Regions from separate parts of the Mus musculus genome. Here region 2 is linked to region 1. Evidence: chromatin loops called from intact Hi-C (ENCODE). Cell type or tissue: left cerebral cortex. All regions are shown on one strand. Links, peaks and the distances in the headings refer to the core of each region. The heading gives the core; the rest is flanking DNA.

Region 1 (15,308 bases), core at 3,436-11,435:
GATATACTTAGAAGGGAATAACATAGAGGGTGTAAACAAGCTCTGTCCAAAAGAGCCGTTCACAACCTGTGGATCACAATCCTGCCTAAGACCATCAAAACTGTAAATATTAATATTATGAATCATAACAGTACCAACATTATAGTTATAAGGTAGCAATAACAATATTTTTATGATTGGGGGTCACCAACACATAAGGAACTGCATTTAAGTTTCACAGCATTAGTAAGATGGAGAACTGGTCTAAAACCGAAGATAAAAAAATTATTATAAATGAAGACATCAATGATAGTTACTTTTTAAAGGTAGAAGAATATGTCATTGTGTTTAATGGCAACAATCATCAACAAAATGCTTTTTATAAAACAGAATTTATTGTAGAGAAAACACTAAGTTGCTAACTTAATTTTGCACTTATGACCAATTAGACATTGGTATTTCCCTTTTTCTTTTTCCAATTTAATTAATCACAGTTAAGCGTAAAATGTGTTGAAACCTTGGGCTAGAAAGATGGCTCTGCAGTTCAGAGCACTTGCTGCTCTTGAAGAGGACACATGTTTGATTCCCAGGAACCATGCCAGGCAGCTCACAACCATCTGCAATGCCAACTCCTCCACTAGCATTTGACCTTACTTGCACCTGCTCGTGTGTGTGTGTGTGTGTGTGTGTGTGTGTGTGTGTGTGTGTGTGCTCGCGCGCGCGCACACACACACACACTTAATTAAAAGTACTGTAAAAATATCTTGAAGGTTAAAAGTAATGAGAGTGCCTCAAAATGACCCAAATGTTTAGAATAAGATTTACTAACATTTACATAGTGCTTACTACCTGCAAACCATGTTATGATTTACATGTGTAACTTAGCTAATGGTTGTTGACAAGGCAGGAGCTAGCATTCAAGGTTTTGCACACTAAGAGGAGTACTTCCAGTAGATTACATTCCCAGCTGTTCCTTCTTACCCTTAAGAAACTGCTACCTCCCCCATTTGGAAAACTTGTTCATAGAACTGTCATCAAAGAGTGCTCTTGGCTGTTAAAGCCAGGTCACCTGCAAGGAATACAGCACAGTTCACAATTGCCTGTCCCACATCCTAAGGGAAATGTTGCCACCAGGGTCTGCTATGCACTGGAAAGTAATTGTTTGAACTGCAAGCCAGAAGACATGTCAAATGTGCAAACATTTTTTTCTCGTTATGAAAGTGAATGTGTGAGGTTCAAGCAGCTAAAACTGAAACTGAGTGTAGTGGAGGTGTCAAACCATAAAAGAAAACAACAAATGAAAAACCACCACTAACAACAACAAAAATCCCAATCAATCAACAACAAGAGAAACAAAGGAATCAACCAAACAACAAACAACGGTAACAAAACCACACACAGTGTGAATGTTCAGAGCAGAAATGGCCACACTTACAATCTTCAGCTGGCATTTGACTTGGAGACTATTGTCATTCAAAGCAAACCCATGAGAAAGGGATGATCATGCTTAGCATTCAAAGCCATGCCATTACAACAGTAAAACAAACAAAAACTAAACAAAATAAGAAAGACAAAACTGTTACAGACAGTGGAAAAGAACAGAAGTATCTTTCACAAACTCTGCTTAAGCAGAACCGTTTAATTGTTTATTAACCAACATTTTCCTAACAAAGTTAATCAGTCAATGTGAATATAGCTCAATAACAGGGCATTTCTAAAGTACATAGATGGCCCTGGACTTGAACCCTAGCACTGGACAAATATTAGGCTGAACAGCAGATTAAAGCACTTTTATTATTTTTGAATACAAAATCCACATAACTCAAATTATATGGAATAAAGTCATTTTTTTTTTACTAGCAGAAATTGACATACTTTGGATTTCACTCCCCAAAACGCAAAGGCAGTGTGGAAGCCTAACACATCATATTAGTCTGCAGTCAGTCAAGAAGAAAGTGAGACTCTTAATAAATGTGACTCTTTTTCTCTTTGAAGGTAGATCTTGTCTAAAAGTGAAGTTCAAAGGCTTTCAATGGCCTACCTTCCACATGGTAAAAATTATAAAAGTTTTTGCCTCTTATTTTCCATTGTGAGATACTAAATGGGAAAATGTATCCAGGCTATGTCCGTCCCTGTGTAGTCTGAGGCATCAGGAGCCATGGCTTAAGGAATATAGGACAGGAACATGACAGTCTGTTTAACTGGCTGCTGTGAACTTTAGCAACAAAGATAAAAGGAAAAGACAAAGAAAAGAACTGTTAACACTTCAATTTGTATCCCAGGATCACCCAAGGGGGCTCTCTTCATGGGGTCCTATGGAAAAATGAGAATGCATACAATATTGCTGAGTTATAATTAAATCTATTGGTAAGAAAAGATTATTATAAACAAAAAGAATGGTTTAAAGAATCAACAGGATATCACCAACAATAGAAACGGTATTTTTCATGTAGTTTATTCTGTAGGTTAAAAGATGATGAAGTAAAGAGAAATCTGTTGAAATGTGTTGAAAAGTTGTGAGGGTTTTGTTGTTGTTGATGATGTCATTTGCTTTTTTTTTAATGGGTTTGAAGGCATTTAAGCAGTTCAGAAAAAACTATAAACACCTGTCTTCTTTAGTATGTCTTAAAATATTAGTTTCTCAGTTTCTTTAAAAATTAGGATAATTATAAATCTATAATAACTATAATGTAAAATTAGCCAAAAAGTAAGTAAAAGTTGGGTAAATATGGCAATTTATTTGGGGTATATTTTGCTAGTGCTTTCTATTATACATATCTCCCATTTCTAACAAATCTCCCCAAGTTCTTTTTTTTTTTTTTGCTATAACTATACATGTAGTTTCTGCATAATGTCCAATATTTAACTAAACCTTTAAAATCAATCTCATTAATATTTTTAAAAATCCACCTCACTAGCAAGCCATGTATGAGTTCTCTGGCTATGCTATGTTTTTCTATTTTTTTTTTCTTGATTCCCCCCAGAAATAGAACTACTAAGCCTAAAGCTCAACCCAATTTTCAAACAAGTACAAACCCTACTGAAACCCAACAATCACAAGCTCTATATTTAATGTCTGCCAATTTTCACTTACTCATAATTATAAATAAATAAATAAATCTAATCACCACTGATAAAAGATCAATTTTATAAGAGAATATATAGGAATCACTACATTTAAATAAACATATACGATTATAGATTTTAAAAAGCTAAAATAGATTAATTAATTAATCTATTTATATCTATTTTAATTCTGTAGATGAATGTCTATATTTGGATACCTGGAGACTGACAGACTAAGGGTTAACATATACTGTGAAAAGATTTTCACCTAAATATTTCAGTCCATAATAATAAGTGTCCTGAATCTGAACAGCTTTATTCTTCCAAACAAAATACAAGCAAGAAGCTGATTGATCAGGATGAATTTTAGCTAAAATCAAGGCTGGGCAGGGATCACCCTCTGTAGATCTTTCTGCTTCTTTGTCAAGGTCCAGTAGGGAAACCTCATCTTACAACATCACTCCCAGCTCTGTTCTGCTAGAAATTATGCTTCCCCAAGGGAAAGACTTCCCAAATTTGCCCTAGCTTTATTATGAGCATTATCACAGAATAGGCCAGAAAATCCCATTTCTTATCTCAGATTCTCAATTTGCACAACTTTTATGCCTTCAGTTTTCCAATGTCTCTCTGGATTTCTTTTAGTAAATTGCTAATACTAGATAATATTTTCTTTTAATTATTTATTTTATTAATACTCATAAACACTTATTGTTTACGAGTATTAAAGTTTGCCAACATCTACCTCAACATGTAGGCATCAGAATAAAATGATCAGCGGGAACCACAGTAGAATATAATCACTGTGGAAATGTATTAACGTGGGCTTGTGAGGCTGATCTCAGGAAAAGTGTCTCAGCAAGCCTAATTTCCCTCTCTCACCCACAGAGCAGTAGGGGAGAAATGATTTTCAAGGGCTGTTTTCTGATTTCCATATCACACAGTGGGCATATCCATTCACCCATCCATAAACCATCAACCCCTAAACAAACAGATATTTTAAAAGCATTAACTTTTGCAGTTGTTTTCCTTTGCAAACACCAATATTTTTTACCACCAAATAACGGTATTGGTCAATTGTAGTAAACTGAACCCTAGCCTTGAACTTCACATTTGTTATCTATTGCTATTATGTAGTATCGTAACCTAAAATGTAGCAACACAATTTTCTGAATTTGAGTTCAAAGTATGTCACTTTGGAAAATGCTAGGATAGTAAACCCTCTTCTTCAGGGTCATATAATACTGCATGTCTATATTAGATCATCTAAAATGACATACGATGGATACTCAATAAATCCCACTGAAGATGTTTTCTTCCTTGACAGCTTAGCTTTAGAGAAGTTTATGAACCTTTATTCTCTCTTGTTTACTTCGGAACTTTTCTTTTTACATGTTAATTTTATTCTGAAAAAAACAACTGCTCTATATAGTATTTCTTCATAATGGATCACAGCATGAAGAGCAATTCTGATACAGTAATACTCAGAATTTCAACACTGGCGCAAGACAAATAACAATAGATAACAAACTGTCATACCATGCTGGTATGTTTGAGACAGATCTGTCCTGTCCACCTGTGCCACCCAAGAAACTGCATTACCACCAGAGGAAAACAAAGGCACGCTACATTTGTACAATAAAGTCTTTTCTAATGAAAGTTTTCTCTCAGGACCACAATTTTATTTCAAGCAAAGACATTTTTTCAGCAAGATTCCAATCTCTCTAAATTAACTTCACAGCCTAGAAGAGACTTGACAGAAGCCAAGTTAGAACACAGGGAGCCTGGGCTGTTGACCAGCTTGCATCTCCATCCACCTCTATGCCACAAACACGCCCCCATGTCTGGAGCTAGAGGAGAGTCCAACCACAGAGAAATCCTAGTCAATAAGAAAATTCCAGTCAATGAAGAATACTTAGGGGAACCCTTGTAATGCCGCAGTCTGCCTCCCCTTCCACATTAGAAAGCTCTCCCAGCTCCCCGCTTCTTAATCTCTGCCCCTCCTCCTGCCTGCTGGCCAGGGGCGATCTCTAGGGTTAGTCAGTCTGCACGTGACTCACGGTGCCCACATGACATGACCATGGGCGGGGGAGAAAGACCGAGGAGTGAAGCAGGGAAAAAGTTACTGAACACTACCGGTCAAAGCGTCCAAACCAATTTGTCCCTTTCCTTCCTCTCCCGTCAGTGATCCCTAGGGAACCGCTACGGACCAAGGTGTCTCCAGACTAGTTTTGGATATCCTGCAAGGGGTCTCCACTTGCCCCAATATTCAGAGCTTCTCCCATTCTCTCTAGCGACAGCTCTGCACCTCAAGTTGCTCCATCTTCCTTTCTTCCTCCTCCCTTGCTTTCCTCCTTCCCCGAAAGCTCTGTGTCCACTGTGGACATGCCATTGGCGCACATTCTATTTGGCCTAAAGCTCAGAGGAGGTCAGACAAGGCCAAGCATCTTCCAAAGGGGAGGGTCCAACTGGGCAAACTAAGTTGCCTGCTACAGTACCACCTGGCTTAGCCGGCCAGCCAGCCCCCCAGTCCCGGTCCCCCTAATGCTCCGAACACAGTTACCGTGCTCTCTGGACCCCACCCCGCGGTGGCGCAGCATACACCCATCCAACACCCGCGCCCACCCTGTTAATGCCATCCCCACGCCGGGGTCCCACCGCCAGGCAGAGCACCGAACAAGCTGCGCTCACCTTGCTTGACACACTTGAGCCGGAGGGGGTCCTTGCAGTGTTTGATCACGGCCAGAACGTCCCTGATGGTGAGCCCCGCCACGGGGGTCTCGTTCACCTCCAGCAGCAGCTCCTCGGACACCAACTTGCTGCCGCTTTCATAGGCCACCTTGCCCGGCTTCACCTCCCCCAGGTAGGGGAACTGTCCGTTTTCCGCGCCCCCCTTCAGTTCAAAGCCCAGCTGGCCCTCCGGGTTCCTGCCAATGACACTCTCGTGGACTTTGCTAGTCCAGTGGCTTTTCTTTTTCAAGCTTTTGGACATGGCAGTAGGGTGAGTCGCCTCAGTTCCAGAGGGTCCTTTGGGAAGGAGGGTCTGGGAGTCAAAATCGGGATGGAGGAGCAAGGGGGCCAAGGGAAGAGGGTGGCAGACTTTGCCTTTCTCTCCCTCTGCTCCGCGCTTTCCCTCTTCTTTGGATGGAGTGTGGCGGAGGAAGGGGGAGGATGAGAGGGACGGCTGGGCAGAGGTAGGAGAGCTTGGGTGAGGTTGTGCTGTCCCTTGAATGACACTCAAGGCTTTGGCCCCGCAGCGGAGGAAGCTGTGGTGGCGTTGGCGGCGTTAGCGGCGGTGGCGGCGGCCGAGCCAGCGCGAGCAGTGGCCGAGCTGGTGAGCGGGTGGCGTGGGGGTGGGGAGGAGGGTAGGGATGCCGGGGGCCACTCCTGCGTGCTGCGAGTGGGGAGCGCGCGCGCGCTCGCCGGCCTCTGTGTTGTTAGCCGATATCCATGGCAGCTGCAGTGGCAGCGGTAGGGAGCGCGTGTGTGTGCGCGTGTGCGCGTGTGTGCCTGTGTACTAGTTGTACTGTACTGGCAGGATGCAAGCGGGCGGCGGGGAGGGGGGAGCGTTGGGGGATGCGAGCCGAGGGAGGAGGCGCGCGCACCGAGTGGAGCGCCAGGGAGGGCTTCGCCGCCGTCTCCCTCCCTCCGCGGCTTGACCCGGTAGTGAAGGCGCTGGGAGAGGCAGGCCCCGGGCCGCCCTGCAGCCTGCGGGAGGAGGCGGGAGCCGGGAAGGAGGGGAGCGGAGGCCCGACATGGGCAGGCCGGTGAAGAGAGCCGGGATCCCTGGGTGGACCTGTCTTCAGCTTCCCTGTGAGCCGGGCTGCTAGCCTGCAGGACGCCCCGACTTGCCCACACCCCAACACTGGACAAAGCAGAAATCCGGGGAACCCGATGCCGAGCCTGGTGGCCCATCTACAGCACAGTCTTCTGGGGCTCCATCCTGCCACAAGGAAGCTGGAGTTCGGGGTCCCAGCATGGAACTGCAGAGGGCCTGGCAGGCGGAGCCCGTGGAGAGACTTCACTATTGGCTCGCTCCACTTTTTACAGTCTTTCATTCCTCGCAAAGTTCTCAGAAGTGCCCCTCCGATAGAGGAAAGTTAGAGGAAGGAGTCTGGTCGTCCTGGATGCAAGAATAAGGTGAAATAACATCTGCAGAGCAGGGCCATGTGTCCTCTTGGAAGAAACTGAAGAGGATTGAGTGGAGACAGGATAGAGGAGGGCACCTGCCCTAGTTGAAGAGTGGAGAGGGGCGGTGGGGTAGGTGTTAGGGAGATAAATGGAGTAAGAGCCTAGACATATAAATGGTGAGTGTAACCTGGACAGGAGTCAAGTTTTAGGTTAATCAGACAAACAAGTCTGCTACAGGAAAGAAAAGAAGGCTCTTGGTGGAGCGCTGTACCCCCATCTAGCTCCTTCCCCTTCTCCAAATTTAGAGCCAGGTGGAAAGCTAAGCAGGACACAGGGGGCTGAGGGCTGCTGACTTCTCCAGTCAAACCCTGAGTGGTGCTTTTTGAGTTTCCGTAGCTTACATTCCATTTGCTTAACTTTGAAATAATATGTTTCAGGCAAAAAGAAAAAAAAAAAAAGGAACCACTCACCCACTCATCTTTGTAAATCAGAGTATGGGAAGGAATTATCAGCAGTTAAGAGCTTTGATGTCTGGGATGTAGTGTGGGAGGAAAGCAAGGCGGTTCAAAAGGCTTAGCTGACCCAGACAGAAAAGAGGGGGTGTGTATCCTGGCTCTGGGGCTTTTCAGGAGTGCCACGTTTAGCAGGCTGTTCCACCTTTCTCTGGTTGTTTCCTTTTAAATAGGGGTAACAGTACTAGTGGGGCCTGGTGCACTGAGAAGACAGACAGGCAAGGCAGGGAAGGGACTGCCCCATACAGGTTTGTTGGCTTTGAACAGTAGGTTCTTCCTCTTCAGCCCCACCCCCACATCGTGGAGAGGACAGCAAATTAGGTCAGAGCTGAAGATCTTTACAAAGGATGAATTTGCTTGACTTTGTGCCTTTTTCCATTTGAGAAAAGTTGGCTATGACTGGTGAGGACTACCCAGTCCTTGGCCTTAAGGAATGCTCCTGAGCCAGCAAGATTTCCATTGAAAGGCCAGTCTCATGAAAAGTTAGGCTGAGGATTATAAAGCACCATTCTAAGTGGAAAGTGATAGAGGCAGTGAAGAACAGAATTTGCATTTGTTTAACAGCAGTTACAAATTACCTCCAATGTGTCCGCTGTTATTCTAATTGTTTATCACGTATTATGGTTATATTATATAGTTTATATACTTTACAGGTGAGGAAAGGAAGGCACAGAGATAGATTGGACAGAGATTTATTTGTTTTATGTCTTACAAAGTTATGCACCTAACCAATGTGACAATAATTTTATGCATTCAGACCCTTGCAGGTTGTCGTCACACCTGTATGTAGTCACTGTCTTGAGCTACTCCCTCTAACCCATATTACTTAGCACATGTCATAGTAGGACTCAGTATAGTGTGACCATGGTTTTAGGCCTGTTCCTTTTGTGGGACAGAAGAAAAACAGGGAAGCAGCTGCTTTCCCTAGGAGGCTCACTCATACCATTCTTAAGCTGGCAGAGCCACAGAGCTCTCTGTCTGCTCCTAGACCACCCTATATTGACTTGTATGCAGCTATTGGAATCAGAATCTCTAAACACCTCTCTCTTCCTCCTACATAGTTTTTTATTTTGTCCACTTGACACACATTTATATTTTTTTGGGAAATAGAACTGCAATTGAAAAAATTGCCTCTGCCAGATGCCTATCAACAAGTCTGTAGGGCATTTAAAAATTATTAATAATTGATGTTGAAGGGTGAAGTGATCCCTACTACTGGGAGTAGTACCACCATGGGCAGGTGGTCTTGGGTAGACTAAGAAAGCAAATTGAGCCAGCCATGTGGAAAAAGTAAGCAGTTATCCTTTGTTATCTACATTTTGATCCATGCCTAGAGGTTCCTGTCTTGAGTTCTTGCCCTAAATTTCCTCCGGGGTGGATTGCAGAAAGAAAATCAACTCTTTCCTCCCCAAGTTGCTTTTTTTTCTCAGTGCTCTATCACAGCAACAGAAAGTGAACTAAAACAATCGCCAACAACAATGTTAGGCTTTGTCAGTGTTAGAGTGGTTCAGACACTTCTGGATCCTCTATGAAGTTGTTCCGATCCCACAGCACAGAGCCTCCTACTAAGAGAGTCTCTCTGGCTGGTCACAGGCTTTCCTGAAAGTTTTCCCTGGCAGTGCAACTGGTATGTCCCCACCAGCTATATGACATCTCAACCAATTTTTTGACCATTGAGCAATGACCACATCAACATAAATGAGATTGAACTACATGGCTTTCTGCCTTGTCAGGATGAGAGGGGAGAGCAAAGAAATGGGTGGTCTAGATTTTTCTCTCCTTGGGTTGAATGCTATCCTATAGCCCTGTAGGAAGTAACTGTTTTCTATAGTAGGTTTTTCTGTATTTTCTAGAAGTGTCTTTGCTATCCTGCCTTCATTTACTATATACACACACCTATACGTCATAAATTCACTGAAGTACTGGTATGTGTATCAGTACATATACATATACAGTATACATATGTATGTATATGTATATCAATGCTAATTTTCTAATTTAATACCTTCTCCATGCTAGGTAAGTACTATACCACAGAGCTATATCCCCAGAGCCCTCAATATTTCTTTTTTATATATATATTCCAGACGAAACATGTTATATTTAAGAATATATTTGCATGTACATATGCCTATATGCATGCAATATTAATTAGTGAAAAAAGAGACATGAATTTGATGGAGACCATGGTGTGAGCGCCCTACTTGCCAGCAAAGCAGACACCACAACAGGATCCTTCTGCAACACGTTTATTGGGAGGGCATTTACTGCGTAGGCAAGAAGACCCCGAACCCAGAACTGGTGCTGCTTATATAGGCCTAGGAGAGGTGTGTCTCACACCGGGATTGGTTATGCATTCTACCTCATTTGCATGTTACTCATCTGATTGGTTATTCTCTCTCAGTACCTCACTGAGCCTCATTATCATAACTCATTTGCATGTCTCTCATCTGATTGGTTATTCTCTCTCAGTACCTCACAGAGCCTCATTATCATGCCCGGGCCAGGCAGTGACTTGGTGAAAAACTTTACTGCATATGTACACATTGGTTGTTTACTCAGACTTATGCGTGGTGGCCAGCAGTAGCCAGCGCCACCTTGTAATGGCATATGTGGCTTCCCACACTATGGGGGTATATGGGAGAGTTTAGAGGGAAAGATAGAAAAGGGAGAAATGCTGTAATTACATCTCAGTAAAACCAAGCACTATGAAAACAACACCCCCCAGTTATTTAGCATCGCAGCTAAGAGTTTTCTGAGCAGTAGTTCAGAGAATGCTCATAGCTAGGCTACTAAATGAGTAGACCTGGTCTGGGGGGGGGGCATGTGTACTCTTTTAATTACTGGCTTATAATTCTTTGTGAGTTATATTGAAAAGTGGCCAAAAGTTCATTTTTACATTTCCTATTTATAAGATGAAAGCATAAGAAAACTTGTTTCCTAAATTTTAAGCAACTACTCCACTTTTCCAAAATTAACCAAATATTTATTAATAGATATAAAATTTTATTAAATGTTTATTTTATCAAGATAATAATCATGTTTGCATCTGTAACAAATTTTTGCATTATTTTAACTTGATTTTAAGTGTAAAGAACTCTTTATTTTTATTAATTTCATTTATTAAATTACAAATTCCATACAGTTATGTAATACATTCTTATTACTCTCATCTCTGATGTAGACGCAAAAAGATAAATATGGTATATTGTGGTCTGAAGGGAGTGTAGGGGAAGAGGAGGAGGGAGAGAGCCCACATCCCACCAAAGTTCCTGTGCTCTGGGCAGGCAGACATGGGAGGACTGCCAGACACTTTCCACTCAGCTCTGGGTGGACATCTGGCTATGTGAAGCCACTGGACCCCACTTGACCAGGAGTGGACAAGGGGAAGCCCCTGATACCAGGGGCCCGAGGGGCGACACTCTCGGCCTTGGAGATACAGGAGAGAGGCCAGAGGGAGAGAGGATCCCATGCAGGCGAGAGTCTTAAGTCTGGTCCGTGGCTGGAACGCAGGAAGGCCTTCTGACAGGAGATTAGGCACAGCTCCTTAGAAAAAAACCTATTCCATCGTCCAAGCACAGAAGGCCTTGATGAACAAAGACAGTCTATGGTTTTAGAGCTTTATTGTAGGAAGGCAGGGGAAAAGAGAGAAAGTAGAAAGAGAGAGAGACTGGCCATGGCCAAGAGGTGAGAAGGGGGAAAATGAGAAAGAGAAGAAAGGCTTGGGTAAGAGGGAGAGTAAGGAAAGTAAAAGCTTAAGAGAGTAAGAGGGAGAGAGTAAGGAATCAAGGAGAGAGAGAGAGGTTAGAGATGGAGGAGAGAGAGTAAGAGAGTGAGGAGGGGCCAAGCAGCCCCTATTATGGTGGGCTTGTTATCTTGTTGTTGCTTGGTAACTGGGAGGAATCTAGCCTGAAGGTCAGAAACTGGGGACATTGTCTACATGACTAAAAGACACATGCTTCTCTTGTGGGGACTGTGGGGGCAGTAAATTCGACAGGAGCCAGGGGTCCAGGAGATATGAGGGAACGCCTTCCATCCAATGTAGGTGGGAATTTCTACCACCGGGTACTGGGGTTCCACACCTCAGCTCAACTGGAGACCAGACTGTCTGTGCATAGCCCATTGTCCCACAGTATGTATTCACTTACATGTAGATATTAGCCATTAGGGAAATGATAGCCAAGCTGCAATATGTAGACCCAGAGATGTTGGGTATAGAGGAAGGGACTAGGGAGGACACATGGATCTTTTGGGGAGGGGAAACTAGAGTACATTATATATATAATGGATGGATGTAAATGGGGGGAGGGGGAGAGGGAGTTGAGGGAGGAATGTAGGGAAAGACAACTAGAATTGACAGGCATTTGAGGATTGGTCGAACACAGTGCAAACTTTCTCAAATATACAAATGGGGGAGATGGAGTCCTAACTGGCCATCTCTTGTCAACAAATGAAGTTCCAGTTCCTGGACTGGGTTACATCCAGTTGAATTGTTGGCCAAAGAGTCCCATGGAAATATCCAAGAAATCCAGGCTGGTGCCAAGGTAACAGGTTGTTCTCTAAAAACTAAAGATCTCATTGCAGAAGACAGCACACAAACAACTCTTGGACAGGTTGAGTTAGTGCCTACACAGAATCTTCATCCCTATGTTAATGTCTTTGGTAACAGAAGCTACGTTGCAGGCTATCAAAAGAGAAACATAAATACCAACCAAGAAGCAAACATTTTGATCTACAAAGCTGTCCACGCTGCAGACTATGCTAGGGCAATGGTGGCACAAAAGTTGTGGAAGTAACCAACCTAGATCTAATTTGATTTAAGGTCTATTCCATAAGAAGCAACCTCTCAATATTTGTTTATTAAATTTATTTCTCCCAATCTCAGTATGTCATTTGTCTTATGACTAGATTTCTACTCATATGAAATTAAAGCAAACTGTTTAGAGATATCAATCTTGGTATTCAGAATTTGAAATATGTTTTTGAAAAAAATTAATTAATTTTACTTATTCACTTTTCATCATGGTCACTGCCCACCTCCAGTTAACCCCCTCCCACAAATTTCTCTCCTCCTTCCTTAATCCCCTTCTCTGAACAGGTAGGGTCCCCCTAGGTATTTCCTGTGTCCTGGCACTTCAAGTTTCTTTGAGGCTAGGTGCTTCCTTTTCTCACTGAGGCCATACAAGATAGCTTAGCTAGTAGAATATTTCCCATGTATTGGCAACAGCTTATGGGATAGCCTTTGCTCCAGTTGTTCAGGACCCACATGAAGGTCAACATGCACATCTGCTACATATGAGTGGTGAGGCCTAGGTCCAGCCTGTGTATGTTCTTTGGTTGGTTTCTCAGACTCTGAGAGCTCCAAGGGTTCAGGTTATTAGCCATAAAAACATAGGTATAGTGTACATTCCACAGACACAAATAAACTAAACAACACAAAGGGTCAAATGAGGAAGTACTTAAAAGGAGGAATAAAATAGCCATAAGAGCCAGATGGTGGGAGGAAATTAGGAGGGAGAGGAGATGGATAAGGGAATGTGGGATTCAGGATCAGAAGTGGGAAAGGACAGGAGAGATGGCTAAATGGCCATGAAAATGAGTGGAAATCGGCAACTGACAGGCATGAAGAAGTGGTGAGCATCTCCAGCAACTGGGATAAAGGAGGTACCAAGAATCAATGAGAGTGATCTTAGATGTGACTCACAACGTTGGGGACATGGAACCTGAAGAGGGCACCTCCTGAAGACAGGATCCCCAAGTGGAGCAATAGAGATACCAACCCACCCACAAAACCTTCAGCCCTTAATTTATCCTATCTACAAGTAATGCAGGCATAAGAAGTGAAGCAGAAACTGAGGGAATGGCTAACCAATAACTGGCCCTACTTGAGATCCATTCCATGGGCAAGAACCAGTCCCTAACACTATTAGTGATATGCTGTTATGCTTCAAGACAGAAGCATGTTGTCCTCTGAGAAGCTCCACCCAGCAGCTGACTCAGACAGATGCTGACATCCACAACCAAACAGTGGATGGAGCTTGGGGACTCTTATGGAAGAATAGGAGGAAGGATTGTGGGCTCCTAAGGGGATGGAACTCAACAGGAAGACCAATAGATTCAACTAACCTGAACCCTTAAAATATGCTTCTTGCTGTTCAACCTTCACTAAGTAATTTAACTCAATCAGTGCATGTGATAACTTGTTAAAACGTGCTGGAATGTATATGACAATGTTAACCTAAGCATCATATAAAATAGGAACATCCTTTAAAATTTTAAATTGTTACTAGAATTGAATATATTATTAATATAGGGACTCAAGGTAGCAAATATCTGAATGGTTTTCTATTACAAAGTATTACAGCAGTTCTCCGGTGTTTATATTTGTTAATTTATTAAAGGATGGAAATAAACAGTCATCGGGAGCAAGTGTGTTCTGTAGACAATACTACAGAAATCAACACCATTTTGTGATCTCTCAAGTGTAAACTTTCCATTGATTTGATAGCTTTCACTTCTGAGGTCCTGCATATTTCCTTGCTTTTTGTTGCTTTCTTGAAAATTTTTTTATCTTATATGTATGTTAAAGCAACAATTTCATGATAGCATTCTTTGGGTAGAGCATAATATTAGACATGACATACTTGAGAGAGAGAGAGAGAGAGAGAGAGAGAGAGAGAGAGAGAGAGAGAGAAACAGACACAGAGAGAGACGATTAATTTCTATGGCACAGGTGCCACAGCTCCCTTTGATTGAATTAGAAAACCTTTCCCCTGTCCTTTACATCCTTTTGCTTCTCATATTGTGTCTGTCTTTGAAAGAATGCCTGAAAAAACTACTGGGTGATTTCTGCTCTAGATTAGAAACTCATAAGGAACACCTGGAAATTAACTTTTTCCCCATAATACTTTTCCAAGTGCTACCCAAGCGAGTAAAAGAGGCCAACTTGCCTTCTTTAGTAGCAAGAAAATCACAGATATAATATCCAGCTTGAGGCTCCCTTGCAAGATTTTACTGAAGTTAGAATTTGGCCTGAAATCACCTCCTTTCCTATCTTGTTTATTCTGTAACTGTCTTCTTTTAGAATGTTTTCCTTAATAACCATTTATATCAAATCTTCTTCTCAGTGTATGATTCTATAGACTCAAGTTTAAGAGTTTACTATTTGGTTTTACAAATGAGGAAGTACAGGTCTTTATATTCTAAATTACTTAAATTACATTATCAATATAGATAGAATTGTGATTTTGACACATGTTTATGTAACATTAAAGCCCTTAGCCTAGGTTTCATTTAAAGACCTTATTAACTTTATTAGTAAATATATATTTTTGTTTGACATTTGTAACTAAAAGTGGGTAGAAAATTTAACATTTGATCGACAGACATAAAAATTTTATCTTGATGTTAACAAATATATATCTCATCTAAAAAATTCTTACACACTTTTGGAATGGTGGCGGTTTAGTAGATGTTCAGACAAGGGTTCTCTTGACATCAAGAGAGAGGTGGGCAGTTCTGTATTTTTTTTTAATTCTGCTGTTTCTGTAATAAGGTGACACAAATGGTAGTTTACAGCACCGCACTCATTTATAAAGTTTGGCTGAGACTTCTAACACAGAT
Region 2 (15,308 bases), core at 3,813-11,812, 180 kb before region 1:
AACAGAAACTAAACAGGGACACAGTGAACCTAACAGAAGTTATGAAACAAATGGATCTAGCAGATATCTATAGGACATTTTATCCTAAAAAAAAAAAAAACAAAAAACAAAAAACAAAAACGGATATACCTTCTTCTCAGCACCTCATGGGACCTTCTCCAAAATTGACCATATAATTGGTCACAAAACAGGCCTCAACAGATACAAAAATATTGAAATTGTCCCATGCATCCTATCAGACCACCATGGACTAAGGCTGATCTTCAATAACAAAATAATTAATGGAAAGTCAACATTCATGTGGAAACTAAACAACACTCTTCTCAATGATACCTTGGTCAAGGAAGGAATAAAGAAAGAAATTAAAGACTTTTTAGAGTTTAATGAAAATGAAGCCACAACGTACCCAAACCTATGGGACACAATGAAAGCATTTCTAAGACAAAAACTCATAGCTCTGAGTGCCTCCAAAAAGAAATTGGAGAGCGCACACACTAGCAGCTTGACAACACATCTAAACGCTCTAGAAAAAAGGAAGCAAATTCACCCAAGAGGAGTAGACAGCAGGAAATAATCAAACTCAGGGGTGAAATCCACCAAGTGGAAACAAGAAGAACTATTCAAAGAATTAACCAAACGAGGAGTTGGTTCTTTGAGAAAATCAACAAGATAGATAAACCCTTAGCTAGACTCACTAGAGGGCACAGGGACAACATCCTAATTAACAAAATCAGAAATGAAAAGGGAGAAAGAACAACAGATCCTGAAGAAATCCAAAACACCATCAGATCCTTCTACGAAAGGCTATACTCAACAAAACTGGAAAACCTGGAGGAAATGGACAAATTTCTATACAGATACCAGGTACCAAAGTTAAATCAGGATCAAGTTAACGATCTAAACAGTCCCATATCTCCTAAAGTAATAGAAGCAGTCAGTAATCGTCTCCCAGCCAAAAAAAGCCCAGGATCAGATGGGTTTAGTGCAGAGTTCTATCAGACCTTCAAAGAAGATCTAATTCCAGTTCTGCACAAACTATTCCACAAAATAGAAGTAGAAGGAACTCTACCCAACTCATTCTATGAAGCCACAATTACTCTGATACCTAAACCACAGAAAGATCCAACAAAAAGAACTTCAGACCAATTTCTCTTATGAATATCGATGCAAAAATCCTCAATAAAATTCTCGCTAACCGAATCCAAGAACACATTAAAGCAATCATCCATCCTGACCAAGTAGGTTTTATTCCAGGGATGCAGGGATGGTTTAATATACGGAAATCCATCAATGAAATCCATTATATAAACAAACTCAAAGACAAAAACCACATGATCATCTCGTTAGATGCAGAAAAAGCATTCGACAAGATCCAATACCCATTCATGATAAAAGTCTTGGAAAGATCAGGAATTCAAGATCCATACCTAACCATGATAAAGTAATCTACAGCAAACCAGTAGCCAACATAAAACTAAATGGTGAGAAGCTTGAAGCAATCCCACTAAAATCAGGGACTAGACAAGGCTGTCCACTCTCTCCATACCTATTCAACATTGTACTTGAAGTCCTAGCCAGAGCAATTTGACAACAAAAGGAGATCAAGGGGATACAAATTGGAAAAGATAAAGTCAAAATATCACTTTCTGCAGATGATATGATAGTATATATAAGTGGTTCTAAAAATTCCACCAGAGAACTCCTAAACCTGATAAACCGCTTCAGTGAAGTAGCTGGATATAAAATTAACTCAAACAAGTCAATGGCCTTTCTCTACACAAAGAATAAACAGGCTGAGAAAGAAATTAGGGAAACAACACTTCTCAATAGTCACAAATAATATAAAATATCTTGATGTGACTCTAACAAAGGAAGTAAAAGATCTGTATGATTAAAAACTTCAAGTCTTTGAAGAAAGATATTAAAGAAGATCTCAGAAGATGGAAAGATCTCCCATGCTCATGGATTGGCAGGATCAACATTGTAAAAATGGCTATCTTGCCAAAAGCAATCTACAGATTCAATGCTATCCCCATCAAAATTCCAACTCAATTCTTCAACGAATTAGAAAGAGCAATCTGCAAATTCATCTGGAATAACAAAAACCCTAGGATAGCAAAAACTCTTCTCAAGGATAAAAGAACCTCTGGTGGAATCACCATGCCTGACCTAACGCTATACTACAGAGCAACTGTGATAAAAACTGCATGGTACTGGTATAGAGACAGACAAGTAGACCAATGGAATAGAATTGAAGACCCAGAAATGAACCCACACACCTATGGTCACTTGATCTTTGACAAGGGAGCTAAAACCATCCAGTGGAAGAAAGACAGGATTTTCAACAAATGTTGCTGGCACAACTGGTTGTTATCATGTAGAAGAATGTGAATTGATCCATTCCTATCTCCTTGTACTAAGGTCAAATCTAAATGGATCAAGGAACTTCACATAAAACCAGAGACACTGAAACTTATAGAGGAGAAAGTGGAGAAAGCCTTGAAGATATGGGCACAGGGGAAAAATTCCTGAATAGGACATCAATGGCTTGTGCTGTAAGATCGAGAATTGACAAATGGGACCTCATGAAACTACAAAGCTTCTGCAAGGCAAAAGACACAGTCAATAAGACAAAAAGACCACCAACAGATTGGGAAAGGATCTTTACCTATCCTAAATCAGATAGGGGACTAATATCCAATATATATAAAGAACTCAAGAAGGTGGATTCCAGAAAATCAAATAACCCCATTAAAAAATGGGGCTCAGAACTGAACAAAGAATTCTCACCTGAGGAATACCCAATGGCAGAGAAGCACCTGAAAAAATGTTCAACATCCTTAATCATCAGGAAAATGCAAATCAAAACAACTTTGAGATTCTACCTCACACCAGTCAAAATGGCTAAGTTCAAAAATTCAGGTGACAGCAGATGCTGGCGAGGATGTGGAGAAAGAAGAACACTCCTCCATCGTTGGTGGGATTGCAGGCTTGTACAACCACTCTGGAAATTAGTATGGCAGTTCCTTAGAAAATTGGACATAGTACTACTGGAGGATCCTGCAATACCTCTCCTGGCCATATATCCAGAAGATGTTCCAACCAGTTAGAAGGACACATGCTCCACTATGTTCATAGCAGCCTTATTTATAATAGCCAGAAGCTGGAAAGAACCCAGATGCCCCTCAACAGAGGAATGGATACAGAAAATGTGGTACATTTACACAATGGAGTACTACTCAGCTATTAAAAAGAATGAATTTATGAAATTCCTAGGCAAATGGATGGACCTGGAGGGCATCATCGTGAGTGAGGTAACACAATCACAAAGGAACTCACATTATATGTACTCACTGATAAGTGAATATTAGCCCAAAACTTAGGATACCCAAGATAGAAGATACAATTTGCTAAGTGCATGAAATTCAAGAAGAATGAAGACCAAAGTGTGGACACTGTGCCCCTTCTTAGAATTGGGAACAAAACACCCATGGAAGGAGTTACAGAGACAAAGTTTGGAGCTGAGACAAAAGGATGGACCATCTAGAGACTGCTATATCCAGGGATCCACCCCATAATCAGCTTCAAACGCTGACACCATTGCATACACTAGCAAGATTTTATCGAAAGGACCCAGATATAGCTGTCTCATGTGAGACTATGCTGGGGCCTACAAACACAGAAGTGGATGCTCACAGTCAGCTATTGGATGGATCATAGGGCTCCCAATGGAGGATCTAGAGAAAGTACCCAAGGAGCTAAAGGGATCTGCAACCCTATAGGTAGAACAACATTATGAACTAACCAGTATCCCGGAGCTCTGGACTCTAGCTGCATATGTATCAAAAGATGGCCTAGTGCCCTAGTACAGGGGAATGCCGGGGCCAAAAAGTGGGAATGGGTGGGTAGGGAAGTGGAGGGGAGGGCATGGGGGACATTTGGGATAGCATTGGAAATGTAATTGAGTAAAATACGTAATAAAAATATTTAAAAAAATAAAATAAAAATATGTTGCATGGTGTCTCTAAACATTTATCCTATCTTTGTCCAGAGTACATAACCTTGTCAGCTTAATAATAATAATATTTTTTCATAAATTATTGGCTTAAATAGGTTTGTATAGTAACATGAACTTGAAAAGTATAATATCCAACCTAGAGTCCCCCTTATAACAATCTTACTGGCTTTCTAGTACACTCTGGACACATTTCACAATCCCTCCTTTCTTTAGCTGACCAACTTCTGGGATCAATTCTCCTCTTAAACCTATCTTACAAGAACCAAATACCTCAGTGGTTTCCTTATGGTCCTGACCATAGCTGGGCTTGTTTTCTCTTTTCAATTTACTGCCTTTTTCTTTGCCTCAACTGAAACCCGTTTTGATGAAACATTTGTAAGCCTACTTGTTATCACTGCTATAGCTTCTATGTGGAATAATCTCCAGAGGGTTAAACGCTTTGTCTACTGCATGGCACTTCACAATGCACAGCACTTTGGGTGATGGTGGAAACTGGGACCCAGAGAGAACAAATTAGGTTAATGGAACTGTGTCCCTGGGGTATTAGAACTCCATTCCCTTCCTCCCTGTCACTATCTCTGTCTCTCTCTGTCTCTTTCTCCTAGTTTCTTTCCTTCTCTCATACCCTTCTTCCCTCTATCTCTTCCTCCCTTCTTTTCTCTACATCTTGGCCACTGGGAGGAAGGACTTCTCTATTTGCCATGATATGCTGCTTCCCCCAAATTCATAGTACCAATTAAACAACCTTTGCCTATCACAGAAATTGTTAACAAAGCAACAGAATGCTATCAGAATCCTTAAAGTCTTAGCTACAGTGTTTTACTCAAGATGCTTTGCTCCATTTATCACATAACTGACTGTTACAAAAATCTCATAACTTCTACTCTCGAGTTTGTTCATAATAAACTTATTTTATTTTCTTTGAGGTAATTAGAGTCTACTGATGCTATATCCACCCCAGTAGTGACTCGCGTGACAGGCCTAGAAACCTGGAAGCAGTCCTGAGGCAAAGAGTTTCACAGAAACTTAGCCTCCTGGAACCTTAGCATTCCACTAGCCCGTATAGTCAAAACCTGTCCCCGGGTTAGTCTGGTGTATTGATCCATGTGCTCTCTTTCAGTATTGTTTTATTATAAGTGCCTTTAAGGATTGATTTTGACATATAGCTAAGCCTCCGCCAGTGTTCCAATGTCCTAGAAAGTTCTTGAGCCAAACCTGAGCTTGGAATTCAGTAAGAATGTAACCTATTCAGTAACATTCAAATTTACCTCTAGTAGAGACAGTGAAAAGAATCAGGCATTACAATTTACTTGAATAAGAGCTAGAAAGCTCAGGGATAGTCTACCTAGTAATTACTTAGAACAATAGCCGAGTCACAACCATACACAGGAATACACAATTGCCTAGGAAATAGGTGGGTTGTAGTATTATTCATGAAAGGGTTAGTAGAATGGAATTCCCCTGATGCAGGTTTTTCACTAGGCCCAGAGGAATAGCATAATCAGGTATTTACTAAAGGACCCCTGGTGGTGAGTTTAACAATAGACTAGCATTGCATCAGAGCTTTCAGCTGGCTCCTGTGTTTAGCTGATCTTAATTAAGGGTTGTTCCTATTCTCAGTTCTAAACACAGCCTGGCTCCTGCCATCTTTTTATGTATGTATTTTCTTTGTTTTGAGTAAAGAACCAATGTACCTTGGTGGATGTATTCGCCTAGCTTTCTTGTTTTTCTTCTGTATTATAAGACTGGTGCTTGCTTTGAGAAAATACATTCAGATACACACTCTCTCTGTGTCCATATCTGTTTGTCATCCACGCCAACTCTTTGCCCACCTGTCTGGAAACCTAATTTCCCGTGGATTAAGGGAGGCCACCAACTGTGACCAGTCCACATACTGAAACAGCCTATGGGTTACTATTTTTGTTGTCATTGTTGTTGTTGTCTAGCTTTTTTCCTGGAACATAGACTATAGAATATGAGTATCTTGCAGAGAACTTAGCACATAGCTTTATTTAGTGAATACCCTGAATGTTTCTGCAAGGACTTCTATCTGCTACATAAAATTTCAAGTATGAATAGTAATGATAAGTAAAATAAATATATCAGTACCCACGTGTTTAGGTCTTCCGCTAACTACTTTCTTTTCATGATCTAGCTTGATATGCTAGAACAATGTGCTGTGCTTGTGACTTTTCAACTTTGTTCTTCAACGAAAACCTGGGCCGGGGAAGCCAATGAGATATAAACAACGAACCATTTTTTAGCCATGACTATTTAATGTGTGTCTTGTTCAACTCCTTACTAAGGGAGTGGCTAATGAGGCTAGGCCCCCTTACAGTAAAGGAAACTATTTCTTTTGTCAGCGTTTACATCTTCAGTGACTCTCCCAGTGCTTAGCACTTGCGGATCCATCAGTAGCCATATTTTACAGACATTTAGGTAACACCAATTGTTTCCTAAATCACAAGAAAATATTGATAATCTGTGACCTATTGCTTTAAATTTTAATTATATATTTATCTAGATTGGTATTAAATTAGCATTTAAGTAAACATCTAAAGACTTACATTGGTACAGAGTTAATATATTCCTGTGAGGAAAAATGAAGATAGAAACAAGGAAGTCGTTAAACTAAGTTGATAAACTGTTCCTCGGGGTCTCCACGTTCGCAGATCAGTTTCATCATTATGCTTTAACTCAGAATGGCTGCTGTGCTGCTTTTAAGTACAATATCACCCTCGGTGCACAATAAATAAAGTGTTGATAAACTAGCAATCCAAAAACAACAAACAAACACCACCACCACACCAGATTAAACACCAAAAGACGGCTCTGATTTTATTTCTGGGGGGTGGGTCCTTTAAGCCCTTCTCATTCTGTCTGTGATTTTTGTGGCTGATCATAAGGTCCAGCAGAAAGTAGTATATAAAATCCTATTTGTCATGTGCCCTTCAATAGTCTTCTAACTAAAAATGTAAGGGGATGATGTCACTCTCCTGGGCCAGCAGCAGCCACAGAAGAATCTGCATGGTGACGATATGGTGACCCACCCTGTAGCCATTTTTCATCATTTGAAAGACACATCCCAATTTTCACAGTGTTCGTGAACAGAAAAGTGTGATTTTTCAAGTCAATGGAATATGATTTAAACAAAAGAGGTATCAAGAGGAAGACGTGGGAGATAGATAGGGATGGAGTGACATGATTCCCATGCAGTCGGACAGATGAGATGACATGTTTCCCATGCAGTGGGATAGATGAGATGACATGTTTCCCATGCAGTGGGATAGATGTGGTGACATGTTTCCCATGCAGTGGGATAGATGTGGTGACATGTTTCCCATGCAGTGGGATAGATGTGGTGACATGATTCACATGCAGTGGGATAGATGTGGTGACATGATTCACATGCAGTGGGATAGATGTGGTGACATGTTTTCCATGCAGTGGGATAGATGAGATGACATGTTTCCCATACAGTGGGAAAGATGTGGTGATATGTTTTCCATGCAGTGGGATAGATGAGATGACATGTTTCCCATACAGTGGGATAGATGTGGTGACATGTTTTCCATGCAGTGGGATAGATGAGATGACATGTTTCCCATGCAGTGGGATAGATGTGGTGATATGTTTTCCATGCAGTGGGATAGATGGGGTGACATTTTTCCTGTTCAGTGGGATAGATGGGGTGTTCACTCTCTGATTACCCCTTGCATTCCTCAGTCAGTGTCAGAGACTAGAAAGAGTCACAGTCCTTCCCAGGCCTTCGTCAGGAAGCAGTCTCCTGCCAGCCTTCTTAACATTTTCATTGATGATATTAAGTGAAATGCTAGTCCCTCATTTTCCTGATGTTTACTAACAACCTACAGAAAGCACACTGCTTTTCTAGTTTGTGAGTAAGCAGCTACAGTGCTTACCTTGTTTAGGAGGGGCCCAGATAGTAAATAAGTGAAAAATTAACTGTGAGGCTAAATCCTAAGGAATACAGTCCACGATTCTATCGATAACAACAGTATCAGTAGATACTGAGTGGGTGTGCTCTGGTTCTGAGGGCAGGAAAGTCTTCTCCGAGATAGGTGATTGTTCACTGACTGGAGGCTACACGTGGACTCAGGCACCGAAAGAGCAGCTATAACATGCTGCCTCAGGAGAGAAGCCATTTAGCCCTCCACAGGCTGGGAGACCAAATTATTCCTGCAACAGAAAATTCTTCCTGTGCTGCAACTCTGAATTTAAAGAGAAATATTATGCATCCCTCCCTGCTTTGAAAGCCAATGATTTTTATTTTGGGTCTCTTTCTGAGATGATTAAGTGGGAAAAAAATTCACACAACAGAAATGGTAGACTTGTGCTCAAAATAAAAATAAATATAATTCAGGGCTCACTTTTCATGTCTGGTAGGTCAGCGTTGTTTATAACCCATAATACAGTCCTATTAATTCAAAATATGGTCTTTATTTTATTGTCTTTCATCATTTACTCAAGCTTTACTTAAATCTTCACCTTCATCAGGGCGGTTAAGTGTTAACATCAGGAAACACTAAAATTCTGCCTTCATTTTCTAATTTATTGCTTTATTTCATATCTTAATACATCATTTTCCATTCCCCAACTCTCTCCAGTTCTCTACCACCCAACTACACCTTTCTCTATCTCTCAAAACAAACAAAAGACAAATTTGACCTTACTTTACGCAATACCTAACGTCTGTGGAACCGGTGGTGACAGTTTCACATGATTGCCACTAGATGGCAGCATAACAAAATTGGATAAAAATTCCTGGGCAGAGAATTGACCTCATAAAGGAACACAATAGTGGGAAATGGTGTTATATATTGATTTTTAAAATTTTGTTTAGATGTATTTTAATTGAAATAGAATTATATAACTTTCCTCCTGATTTTTCTTTCCACCATCAACTTCCAGCTATCCTCTGTTTAACCCGTCTTTTGTTACTACTACTACTACTACTACAACACACACACACACACACACACACCCGTTGCTGTACCTGTTTCTTATTTTGTTTGGGTGTATATGGTTTTAAGGCTGACCCCTTGGCAGTGTGCTCACTCCTGGAAGAGCCTAATTCTCCTTTTCTTGGCAGTCATTTCCTTGACAAACTACTGGCAACTCTAATAGTTGCTTTACAACACACAAACACATACTAGTGTTTCTGTTTTGTTTTGTTTTGCATGTTTTACAAATGTAAATTGGAAGAAAATATTTTAAGGTAGTATAAATAACAAAAATTGTATTTGTAATAATACAGCATTTGTTAACAAACGTTTCTTGCTTCTGTCATAACCAGAGAGGCTGGGTTACAAAGGAGAAATTAAATGTGTCTTCTAAATTCATATGTTGAAGTACTGACATGCAGTAGCCCAAACTGTGCCTGTATTTGTAGGTGGGGACTGCTAAGAGCTAGTCAGTTTCAATGGTATCATTAGGGTGGTCTCTATTCTTCCATGCCTACTGATACTGTAAGGATACGCGATCTGGGTGCAGCCATATACAGAGGCTTGAGTGTAAAGACCAAAGAAGACCAACAACCATGAACAAAAAAATTATGTCTCAGAAGAAACAAACCTCTCAGTCGCAGGGTCCAGGGTCAGAACTGGGAGAGATTTAACTTCTGCTGGGCAGATGGCACCCTGTAGCATTTTGATAAAGCACTCTGACCAAACTAACACCATCTCTAGGCTGTGGGGTTTTCTTACCAAATGTAAACAAACCACGAACATAGAAGAAACCTTATAGTAGATGTAAGTTCAAGATGTAAGGGGATACCAGTGCCAGAGGGGATGCAGTCTCTAAGATGCTGGTCAGAGGCCTTGCAGAATGTTTGATGTGGATCATAGCAAGGAATAGAGATTGTGTGTGTACAGGCATCAGAATGAGAATAAAGGTTACTTAGGTAAAAGAATATGTGATTAGAGATAGGTAAGCTGAAGAATGGTGTTGATGTTTGAGAAGCCGTTTGATACCTTACTAACTTGTAAACTTATTAAAGAATTGGGATGGATGCTTCATATGGAGGGTAAGATTGCTCCCAAAATTCCAAGTGTCAGGAGTGGGGTAATTTCCTAATAGATTTTGGTCAATGGACATCACATAGAACAACAACAACAACAACAACAACAACAACAACAACAAAAAAACCAAAAAACCAACCAAACAAACCCAACAACACATATACAAAGCAATCCGAATGGAGTCAGCAGAAAACAGAGGAGGCAGTGCCCTAACGAGATCCGTTTCCTCGCCCACTGAAACCTCCAGAGCTAGGAATGGGTTACGTCTCCTTCAGTCATCGGGCAAAATAGTTTCTCCGGATTCTGGAGCAAGCTCCAGCAGCAGTAGTGCTTATTTTCTATCCTTCTTTCTTCAGCTGCATCTGCAGTCATTGGTACCACTGCAAAAGTAGCTTCCTTGCCCCTTACAGTTAGTAGGAGCGTGGATCCCGGGCTTCTGCATGGTTTCTAGCAACAGCAAGGACCATGACCAACCACAAGGTCTCCATCTTATTCGCATGGGTTCGGGGGAAGTATGAGCCATGGAGATTTTTCAAAGAGGTTCAGTCTGGTCAATGAACCACTCTTCATCTCAGAAATCCTTTCGTTTCTCTAGGACAGTGTGGTTCAAGGTTTCTAAGACACTAAGAATACTGAACAATTGCTGAGAATCCTCTCGGATATCCCGCTGTTGCTCAGAGTCGCGGCGATCCCGTGACGCTGGTTCTGTAGGACTGGCTCCAGCATGAAACACGTGCTAGCAGCTCAAGGATGGAGAAGATATTGGAGCAGACTCAACGTTTTATATCTGGACCTGGATGATAGTTGATTTGGTTATCTTCAGGCCTTCTGCCTGCCCTCCTGTGACTGCTAACTCACCTGTTACCCTTCATTTCAATGCTCTAACTATACATGAGAATATTATGTACGGTTGAAAACCTCCACGAATTAATATGGACCCAGTTACTCATTTCTGATTCTCTAAGACTAAGAAGGAATTGCAAGAATCCTACTCACTGTCAAATTGGGAAAAAGCTTGCTAAAACTTATGAATTAGTTTCTTTCTTGGCTTCTTAAAACCATGATCATCTTTAGCTGGGCAAAATCACAAAAAGGCCTATGAGAACCATCGCCCTGTTTCCAAATCCTTATATTGAAAAGTAATTAGTAATTTATTAAATATGTGCATTCTTCTGCATCGCTTACCTTGTGTTAAAGGAATTCCTAATGCTGCTACACAGGCATGGCAATCGAGCTTACTTGCCTGTAACAGAGAGCATGGCCAGGCGCTATGTAGGGAGTCTTTTCTCCAAAGAACATTGGAAAAGCACTTATCATTTGGAGTGATGACGCAGAATATTGAGAAGGAAAACTTCTTTTAAGGAAAGAGAAACAGGAAACACTGACACAGACCATAGAAGGAGAGAGGCTACAGCTATGGATCGCTAGCTGAGAGATGTTGTTAACCTTCATCTTCTTTTGGAGAATACTGGTTAATTTGAAAAGAATTTAGGATCTGATTTTACAAGTGCTGTCATTACAGGAATGTGTCAGTATTTCCACTTGGTTGCAATTTATACCATAGATTTAAAGACTAATGATACTGAAGTAATTTAAATAATGTGCATTCGTGTAGATACATACTTCTGAAGCATGGACTTAATGGTTTCAATAAATGTGTGTTGTAATTTCTTCATGAAAGTGTGGGCTAAAGCCCCTATTAGCTTCAAGATTCTTTCATATTCCAAGTATGTGAGTACTGTAGATAATGGACGTGACACCTAAGGTGTTTATGTAAGGACTAAAGACTTGCAGAGGAGATAAAAAATACATTTTTATCTCATTCTCCACAACCTTTAATTACACTTGTATTTGGTCATATGACTGTTGTCTCCTATTAAATTTTAACCATATTTATAACTTGATTTTCACTCTAAAATTATTTAAAATTATAATCATTTATATTGTTTTTGTTATAGATGCTTTACAATATATCAACATATTTCTATTTTATCATGTTGCATTTTTTCCTTTGACAAGAAACCATGCATTAAAATTTTTACTTTCAAATGCTCTTTAATATTTGCAATAATTAGCACTTGGCCTTAAATACATCACCTTTATTTGTCTCTCCTGAACTTTATTTTTTTTTATAAAACAGCTGACCCCCCCCCATTTTATACAAATTGTATAAGGTAGAGTGGATTAGAAAATTTCTATATCCAGTTTGAACATAAGCAATTAACGATGACATTGCAGGAACACCGAAGCAGTTAGCTAATGGATCTGGTATGAGATGCCATGAAGTCCTCTAAGCTGTCGCGAGAAGTGAAGCTTCATATACTAAGTCTTTGAATGCTTTTGTTTGATTTTTGAAGGAAATCCTGAGTTCACTGCACAATACTTAAATCTTGAACTGCTGGAATTCATTTTTCAGGAAAATTATCTGTGCATTGCCTCAAATAAACGTAAGGATTTGTGCTGAGTATTGAGAATGGAAGAAACTTGGTCTGCGAATAAGCCTTAGAGTGAGACCCAGATATGCTGAGATGTCCGGGAGACCATGGTGCCACAGGGCGCTTTACACACAGCAATGTTTAAACATGCTTCAAACGTCACGCTCAAAACCACACAGAACTATTCTCATACCTGGTAGGTGTTTATGCACAACACTTTAGCTTTACTTCACAGACACAGACTAAAGGGACTCCCAAATTGTAAGCCAGGCTGACAGCTCTTTCTAGAATTTGACACTTAATAGTCGATGCTTCGTGAAAGGCTTTGCAGGAGTCTATAAATGAAAAGTTTTTCAGAGTAACACGAATCTTCTGTCTTACATCTTTAGTTTCACTCCATACCTACATGAATCATCTATGGAGAAACGGATTTTCTCCAGTCATTTTTTACATAAGAAAAAAGTAGTTGAAATTGGTTTTCATTGTACTCATTATGCTCAAAATGCGATGAGCATCTGGCAAGAACTCTGGGGATCTTTCGATGGGCATCGGATACATTTTGGAATCTTAGATTCTTGCCAAGCCATAGTTGTAAGTAAAAAGAATATTCCATCCAGTGAAATGTACATTTCATGAAAGTATGAGGACACTACACACACACACACACACACACACACACACACAATCAACCATTAGCACACTCATTAAGTACAAAGGAAAACACTTTACTTTCTTGGGATCACTTTTGAATAGTCCCGTTTAAAGGTCAGTTAGGAAAATACAAGTTCTTTTATTACTAGTTAAGCCCATATTTCTTCAACAATCTGAAATTTCTGAATTTCCATAAGAAATATGGCTAAATAATTTGTTTGAAAGACAACACATAATAATACACATAAATATGGGAGGAGGGAGATGGTTAAAAAAAGAGGAGGGGAGAAGAAGAGAGAAAGGAGTATTCAATAGGGGATGTTATATTGTTATACGTGTAAAATTGCCAGATATCAACTCTGTCATAAAGTTGTGTATATTGGGGGGAAATAGTGATAAGAAATTTAAAAACATGACAAATCTAACCAAACCAAACCCAAACAAAATAAAACTCTACTTCAAAAGAACATATAACTCAAAAGCCTATTATTGTACTTTTGGATGGATGAATAATGTTCAACCTTTTCCAATGGTATTAACATGGCTTTAATAGGAAATAAACAAAATGTTGCACTTCATATGGACATTGTCATGGAAATATTGAAGTTGCCAACACATGTAGCTAAATTTTCCGACTGCTCTTACCAAATACATTCTGTTTTCTCTCCCTCTCTCTGAGCATCAACGTGTGTTATCAGCACAGGGGCGCATCACTCAGAACAGAAGGTATTCAGCAGCTCTTGGACAGTTTCCCAGTTTAGTGGCCTCCAGTGAAATCTTTGGCCATAGACACAGGAACTACTTCAATACTAGAATAAACATTCTTCCCTCCCCCAATTTGGTGGCCCAAATACTAATTTGTCCAAGAAATTGCCTGCTGGTGCTATAATCTCAAATCCCACTTCAGATAGCAGAAAGGTATTCATGACTCCAAACAGATAAAAGAGCAGAGCTGCTTCTGTTGAGACTGCTGATCACTGGGCCACAAATTGCTTAAGTAATTTAGAAGCATGTTTTACAAATCATAACACAAAGAGGAACATTGCTCACAGACATTAGTGAGTAAATAAGAGCAAACCAGAATAATTACCACCTGAAACAGTTTCTATTGGTCATTTACCAAGTTTATGCAGTGCTATGCTCAGATGCCAGGGAGCCAACTGTAAAGCAATGATCATTTCTTTTCAGAAGGAAAATGAGGCTTACTGTAAAAATGGTAAAATGATAGTAACTACACTGTAAGAAGTAGTTCTGCATATATATCTAGCCAAATTATTCAAAATATTAATCACCTCAGAATTAATTCAAACTTAATCAGTTTTTTATGACAAAGAGAATAAAGCATCATTGAAAATGACATCTTAATGGCCCGTCCAACTTGTTCCTTCATTCCTCTGTGGTTGATCCACCTTGTTTCCTCCTCCATGTTCTTCATCCTTAATGCCCTGAAGGATATGACCCTACCTGTATAACCCATTGTAGTCATGCAATTCTCTTATGAAAATCGTTTTTATTCATTTAATAATCACTATATATATATATATATATATATATATATACACAAACTAATTATTCCAAATCTTAAAACCTAAAAATAAAAGAACAATATGAAGTAATATATGTGAAGAAACTTTCATGATTTGTGTTATAAGAAGAAATCAGGGTTGGGTTTTGTTGTTGTTGTTTTTTTATTTTGTTTTATGTTTACTTAACCTTTTTAGTCACATTTTGACAAGTTATGCACCATATTTAAATGTGTGCTTTAAATTGACATAGTCGATGGATTCACTTCCCTTTCCACTGCTTAGCTTTACTTGAACACTTGATGTACAGTCACAGAGACAGAGGATTTTAAAATACTGAGCTCTTAACAACACACATGGTTTGCTAGACATAGTGTGCTGGGAACAAAAAGCGGGGCCTGGGGGAGAAGGGGTTCAGACCTCAGCTCAACTGGAGACCAGCCTGCAACTCCCCAATCAGTGCATACTCTGCTGATCGTAGGATTAAAATGTAACATACAATGCACCTTAGTGTACATGTCATTGATTTCTTAGCCAGGTTTTAGGGTGTTTTTTTTTTTTAATTTTTAAAAATGAACAGACTTTTGTTCATGATTTTTGGGAAGAATTTTTTCTTCAATCCTTAAATATTTTCAAGAAAGGT

Evidence for each region. Hi-C counts contacts between places; a loop is a spot of excess contacts. Peaks named below come from ENCODE experiments on the same cell type or tissue, not always from the same donor. Only the 100,000 strongest peaks of a DNase experiment are listed, where the experiment ranks them.
Region 2: it touches region 1 in a loop (3-fold over the local background); 4 of 42 quality-filtered maps call a loop at or near these places.

Annotation. Positions count from the first base shown.
Region 1 is chr5:19,218,015-19,233,322 of GRCm38, reverse strand. It overlaps Magi2 (membrane associated guanylate kinase, WW and PDZ domain containing 2), which reads right to left and starts at 6,277. Exons shown (of 23, transcript NM_001170746.1): 1 at 5,734-6,277. The coding sequence starts at 6,034. It overlaps 4921504A21Rik (RIKEN cDNA 4921504A21 gene), which reads left to right and starts at 6,768. Exons shown (of 3, transcript NR_102342.1): 1 at 6,768-7,182. In left cerebral cortex, for the core only: no CTCF peak of the experiment used is centred there; DNase peaks (open chromatin) are centred at 4,887, 5,091, 5,905 and 6,556; H3K4me3 peaks cover 3,073 bases; H3K27ac peaks cover 2,657 bases.
Region 2 is chr5:19,394,660-19,409,967 of GRCm38, reverse strand. All of the region lies in intron 1 of Magi2 (membrane associated guanylate kinase, WW and PDZ domain containing 2), which reads right to left. Among named protein-coding and RNA genes, the nearest start is that of Gm25335, 110 kb to the left of the region's middle. In left cerebral cortex, for the core only: CTCF peaks have their summits at 5,564 and 8,757 (motif pointing right); a DNase peak (open chromatin) is centred at 8,763.